Linked DNA regions of Homo sapiens: region 2 is linked to region 1. Evidence: chromatin contacts called from ENCODE Hi-C or POLR2A ChIA-PET data. All regions are on one chromosome and are shown on one strand. Each heading gives the region's core, a stretch centred on a gene start or an enhancer-like site at or near the end of the contact. The rest is flanking DNA. Distances are from core to core; before and after follow the strand shown. Region 1 overlaps PRIMA1 (proline rich membrane anchor 1). Region 2 has its middle 12 kb from the start of PRIMA1.

What was found. A loop is a pair of places that touch in the nucleus more often than their neighbours do. ChIA-PET counts read pairs that join two places held with the same protein, here RNA polymerase II (POLR2A). Pooled maps may share reads with other maps.
Region 2: a loop to region 1 is called in a pooled map, with 2.0 times the contacts of the local background. The contact joins two enhancer-like sites. A Hi-C loop is called at or near these places in 2 of 168 maps with a recorded cell type or tissue (mesothelial cell of epicardium and tibial artery) and 1 of 50 pooled maps. POLR2A ChIA-PET finds 5 or more read pairs at or near these places in 2 of 52 experiments (H1 and OCI-LY7).

Annotation. Positions count from the first base shown.
Region 1 is chr14:93,758,334-93,761,168 of GRCh38, forward strand. The region is part of intron 3 of PRIMA1 (proline rich membrane anchor 1); the gene reads right to left. Among named protein-coding and RNA genes, the nearest start is that of PRIMA1, 29 kb to the right of the region's middle. RefSeq lists an enhancer at 1,504-2,004. Within about 2 kb of position 1,503, at least 12 of the 41 ENCODE cell types and tissues checked have a DNase peak (open chromatin) inside an H3K27ac peak, as active enhancers do; they include tibial artery, where a contact is called at or near this core.
Region 2 is chr14:93,799,206-93,802,068 of GRCh38, forward strand. No RefSeq gene overlaps it. Among named protein-coding and RNA genes, the nearest start is that of PRIMA1, 12 kb to the left of the region's middle. Within about 2 kb of position 1,601, at least 5 of the 41 ENCODE cell types and tissues checked have a DNase peak (open chromatin) inside an H3K27ac peak, as active enhancers do; they include tibial artery, where a contact is called at or near this core.

The DNA of each region.
Region 1 (2,835 bases), core at 253-2,752:
CTAGCACTTTGGGAGGCCGAGGCAAGCAGATCACTTGAGGTCAGGAGTTCAAGACCAGCCTGGACAACATGGCAAAACCCCATCTCTACTAAAAATACAAAAATTATTTTTAATTTTTGTATTTAAATGGTGGTGTGCACCTGTAATCCCAGCTACTTGGGAGGCTGAGGCACGAAAATTGCTTGAACCTGGGAGGTGGAGGTTGCAGTGAGCCAAGATTGCACCACTGCACTCCAGCGTGGGCAACAGAGCAAGACTCTCAAAAAAAAAAAAAAAAAAGAAAAAGAAAAAGAAAAAGAAATAATCGACATTCAAAAGCAAAGAGTAGAACAAAAGCCCTGATGAAGGACACAGACACTCTTGTCTTCCAGCCACTTAGAATGTCAGTAGCCACCAATGTGGAGTCCCTGGATCAACTCAATGTGCCACCTATTTCCTAAGTGTACCATGAGCAAAGCATTGTGCAATGGACTCTGTGGGGTGGGTTCAGGGATGATGAGGGCCCACTGTCTACCCTCCAGAGGCCTGCATGTTGGTGGGGTCATCAAAGACCACCAAAGACAATCGGCAATGCTACCTGCCCGCTCTCTGTGGGCTTGGCCTGGGTTTTGAATATTTTGCATCTCTCTGTTGTTGGCAGGTAGTAGGTGTTCAGTAAATGGTTCACAAGTGAATCTGGAATAGCCCAAAACTATCATACAGCAGTGAAACAGAACCATCAAAACAGACAGCTGTCGCTTTCCATGATAGCAACGGGGGTCACTGAATTTTCCAAAAATGGAAAGAATCAACTCTCCGCAGGGCACGAGGTTAGGACTTGAAGTCTGGCTGCTTGGAAAGGAGGCTTGAGGGCTAAGCAGTTGCTCAGCGGGTCTCTATTGGCTTATGGGGAGGGACAGTTCTCTGTTGTGTGAAACTGTCCCTGCAGTTGCATGACATTTCTCATCCCTGGCTCCTGCCCAGTAAATGCCGGTAGTGCTTACTCCCTAGTCACTGTGGCAACCAAAACCTAGACACCCCCATTTCCAAATGCATCCTAGGGGGTGTTTCTACCCCTGACTGAAAACCACTGGTGGGATAAAATCTGCTCAAGGTGAGAAAGGGAAGGAGAGCGAAGGGCGGGGCGGGGGGCAGTCCATGCATATATGTGTGTGCGCGTGCATGTGTGCGTGTGCATGTGTGTGTGCGTGTGTGTGCATGTGTATTGTGTGTGCATGCACGTGGGAGGAGTCACGTCAACTTGCAAAAAAGAGAGCATGACGGAGAGGGCTAGAGAGGGAGGGGAGGGAAAGGAGAAAGAACACCTATGATGAGAAGCCTCCCTGAGTGTTCCAGGACGCTTTGCATTTCCAGCACAGACGGAGCTTAGAATCTCCTCAGCCCAGCCATTCTCCTGGTGGAGTGAGAAGGCAAGTGGCAGCTCTGTCCCCGGGAGCCCCACAGACCAGCGAGAGCAAGCAGTGGGGAGGGGGAGGTGTCCCTGGCAGAGGAGCTTCTAGGAAGGACGTGGTGTTCACCACCCTGCCCTGCTTGGCAGAGGCCCCGGCCTGGACATCACAGTCTGGAAGCTTCCCAGACAGGCTGGCCTGAGACACTTGAACCTTTACTGGGCTCCTCCTCCAGGGGCCGAAGGGCAGCACAGATGCCACAGCCAGGTCACAGCCGGTGCTGACAAGCTGCAGGAAGGCCCTTGCCACAGGGCAACAGCTGCCGTCCCCGAGGGCTGCCTGACCATATTTAGACAGGAGCAGACGGAGAGGCAGCATAAATCAAGCCCCACAGCCTGGGCTGCCAGGGGGAACAAAACAAGGCAACGTCTTGGCACAATCTTTGAAATCAGTGGTTGCCACAGTGAGGAACCGAACACAGACACACACATGAGCGGGGAACTCGGCCTCCTTCCCATCTCCGTGAGATTCATTGTCCTACCTCGACTAACTCAGCTGCTCAGAAACCTTTAGATCTTCCAGAATCACAGCCAGACTCCTCTGCCCATCCACCCTGAGACAGTTCCCACTCCTGTTACCTCCCCTAAGTGGGACTGTACTGAGGTTCCCCAAAACCTCCTATACCACCCGTCTTCGTGAATGCCATTTCTTCTACCTGGAGCATCTCCTCCACCCACCCTTCCACCCCTCCCTATTCTGCTCTTCAGAGTCCTAACTTTCTCGGAGGCAGAGTTTAGTGCCACCTCCTCCAGGCAGCCATCCCTGATGGCTCACGGCCCATCTACAGCACTTGGTGCCCATTGAATTCCCTGCTGGCTGACAGCTTCTTATCCCCTCTTGCCTGGCTGGTGAGCTCCACCAGAGCAGGGAGCAGCTCTCACTCATCCTTGGCTGCTCCACCCAGCACCTGGTGCACAGGAGGTGCTCAGTACACACTAGCTGGGTCAATCAATGGCCTTGCTGGCAGATGGCCCCAGGGCCACCAAACTCTTAGCAAACACTTGTTGGCCTCACTTTCTCATCTTCCTTCACACTACATCTGGCACCTATCACCTCTCTCCCCCTCCATTGCTGCCCCAGTCCAGCCCACCACTTCTACCACCTTGACAACATCTATAGCTTCTTGACTGGTCTGTTGCCAGCCCTCTTACTACCCCCACCCCAATCTATTCTCCACTCAGATGCCAGTGATTGTCTTAAGAAGCAAATCTGTAAGTGTCATCCCTATGGTCAGAATCTCTTCAACAGTTTTCCATAGCACTTGAAAAAAAAACCCACCTCTGGCTGGGCGCAGTGGCTCAAGCCTATAATCCCAGAACTTTGGGAGGCCAAGGCGGGTGGATCACTTGAGGCTAGGAGCTCGACATCAGTCTGGCCAACATGGCGA
Region 2 (2,863 bases), core at 351-2,850, 41 kb after region 1:
GAATGTAAGCTCCATGAGGGCAGGGGCTTCAGGCCCCTTTGTTCATTGCCTGCAGAGGACGCTTTGCATTCCATGGCATATGCCCTCCCCCCACCTCGGTTTTGGTGGCAGCCATGATGGGCAGTTCCTCTGGAGTCCCCCACCCTAACCTCCTGCCGTGCCTTCTCTGCTCTTCTGCCTGAGAGCTGAGGAAACCCGCTTAGCAGGCGAAAGCAGAAATGTAGGAGGCGACACCTCCAGAGTAGTCTGAACAATAGGGCAGTATTGAGGGGCAGTTCTACGCCTCACTCTACACAGTGATTTGGGGGTCCCCCAAAGGGGACTGAGGTCCCATCACCCACAGCAGTAACTGGCTCCTTAACGCAAACTGACCTGGCCTCCCCTGCCCTGGCTTCTTCTCCCTTCTTCCTGCTTCTGGGCTCACCTCCCAAACAAATCACCTACACCAAAGTCCTTGTCTCATGCTCTGCTATTGGGAGAACCCAAACAAAAAGGCCAACCACCATACTCCAGGAGCCTAGGGCAGCGCCTGACCTACGGTGACCGCCTGGTACATATTTGTTGAAGGAATGAATGGAAATAGGGTAATTTACAAAGTTCTACATTTTGTGTCTTGCCTTGTGATTACATGTTTGAGTGGCTTTTTCATCACAGGGAGACCTTGCTGAACTCTGTGTCTTTTTGTTTACAATAGGATTTTCACGGAATGGCCTCTGCCTGGAAACCTGTCTGGCTCTGAGCTTTGTAGATATTTCAGGGAATGAGGGTTTTGCCATTTACTTTAGTCAGAAATGTCAGAAGCTTCCAGGAGCTTGAAGATCTGCTGCTCACACCAGCACTGAGCAGCCCAGCACACAGATTTTCTTTGTAACTTTTCCAGGAGCACGCCTTTCTCAGCGCCTGATGTAGAAGGATTCACTTAGCCGGACAGTCCCTGATTTATGGTTGCAATAACTTTGCTTATTTAGGCACTCAACAAACATGGAGAGAATGCAGATTCTGTGCCAGGCTGTGGGTACTGGGGATCAGAATTGCCTGAAACAGGGGCCCTGCCCATTCTTCACTAGCTCCAGTCCAGTGGGGAAGACAGAGAAGGAAAGAGCTGCTTATAATATGTATGGTGTGGGACAGAAGTGAGCACAGGCAGCAAGCACACCGGAAGAGCCCGATGCTTTCAGTGTCCTGGTGCGATTGTACTTCCTGCTTGAAGTTGACCAAACTTCAAGCAGGAGTAGGGAGGCTGATGTTGACCAAAGTTCAGCAGGAGTAGGGAGGCTGATGATTTAACACATTTTGCAGTTGTCACCTCCTGCCTTTGCATGTGCAGTTTCCTCTGTCTGGAAGACTTTGCCATCTGCCTTCTTGGCAAAGTCCTAGTCATCCTTCAAATCCAGCTCACATCACTCTGCCCAGGAAGCACCCCCTCCCCTAGCCCAACCCCACACCAAGCCAACCCCATCTCCTCTGCTCTGTGAGCAGTCTGTGTCTAGGCACTCGTACAGCTGCCTTTTTCAGCCTCCTGTGTGATTATGAAATCAGTGAGGAATTGGGAGGCTGATGATCTAAGAGAAAAATATGTTGACTCTGGCGTCAAACAGAGCTGGGTCTGAGTTACTCCTAGTACTGTTATTTCCTGGCTGTGTTCTTGGACACACCTGGAGGACAGAGCAGGAACATACAAGAGATGAGGCTGCAGGAGGGGAAGACTCCACCATAGTGGGCCTTGTGAGCCATCCTCAGAAGACATTTGGAATGATTCTGGGGGCAGAGGAGAGGCACCGAGCAGGTTGAAGCAAGAGAGTGGCATTGAGTATTTGTGTAAAGACCATGCTCGCAGTGTTGGGGAGGAGGGGTAGGGTGAAGCGGGTGTGATAGATAGAAGGCAGATGCGCTGAGTGCTGGCTGAGAGACTGGACTTGGAGTCACATGGTCTAGGTTTGAATGACAGCTTCTGTCTAGGCATATGATCTTGGGCAATCCACTTAAATCCCCTGGACCTCAGTTTCTCCATTTGTAAGATGGGAATAATAATGTTACTTGCTTTGCCTAGGAAGATCACAAGAGAACATAAATAGGAATGGGTTTTGTAAACTTTAAAATACCATGTAAATACCAGACATGATCCATAATGCCTAGAGGCTTAAACATGGTAGAAGTTTATTTCTCTCTCCGGTAAAAGGAAGTCTGGGGCTGGTGGGGTGCTTCATAGAACAGGGGTCAGGCTTTTTCTAGCTTGTCGATCTGCCATCCTCACCACATAGGGGTCTTTATACCTCATGGTCCAACATAGCTGCTCAAACTCCAGCCATCATATCCTCATGCCAGCTGGCAGAAAAAAGGAACAGAGAAAGGAAGGTCGATTCCTTCCTTTAAGAGCACTTTCTGCAAGTCTGAAATGACACTTTTGCTCACATCCTATTGGCCTGTGCACAGTTACACGACGACACCAAGCTACAAGGGAGGCTGTGAAACACATTTCCTATTCAGGGCAACCATGTGTCCAGCTTAAAATCAGAGGTCCCATTCCTAATGAATTACAGAGATGGATGCTGGGGACAACCAGACACCTAGCAATTTCTGTTGCATCTTTTAATGATTTGCACTGTGGAGCTTCAGTCATACTCCAAACAGAGACACTTGCCTCCTTACGGGGAGTTTTAAAAGGCCCATCCTGTTGACAAAATCATGATGAGCAAAGACAGAGAGCAGCCTAGTGGAGCTTAGGTCAAAGAGGCAGGGGGCTGAGGGCCCCACAGCAGCAGCTGGCCATGGTGGATCACTGGGAGAGAAGCAAAGGCTTTATACCAGCCTTCTGATGAGGACACTGAGCTCTGAGAGACAGGGGAAGAAACCCCTAATCAAG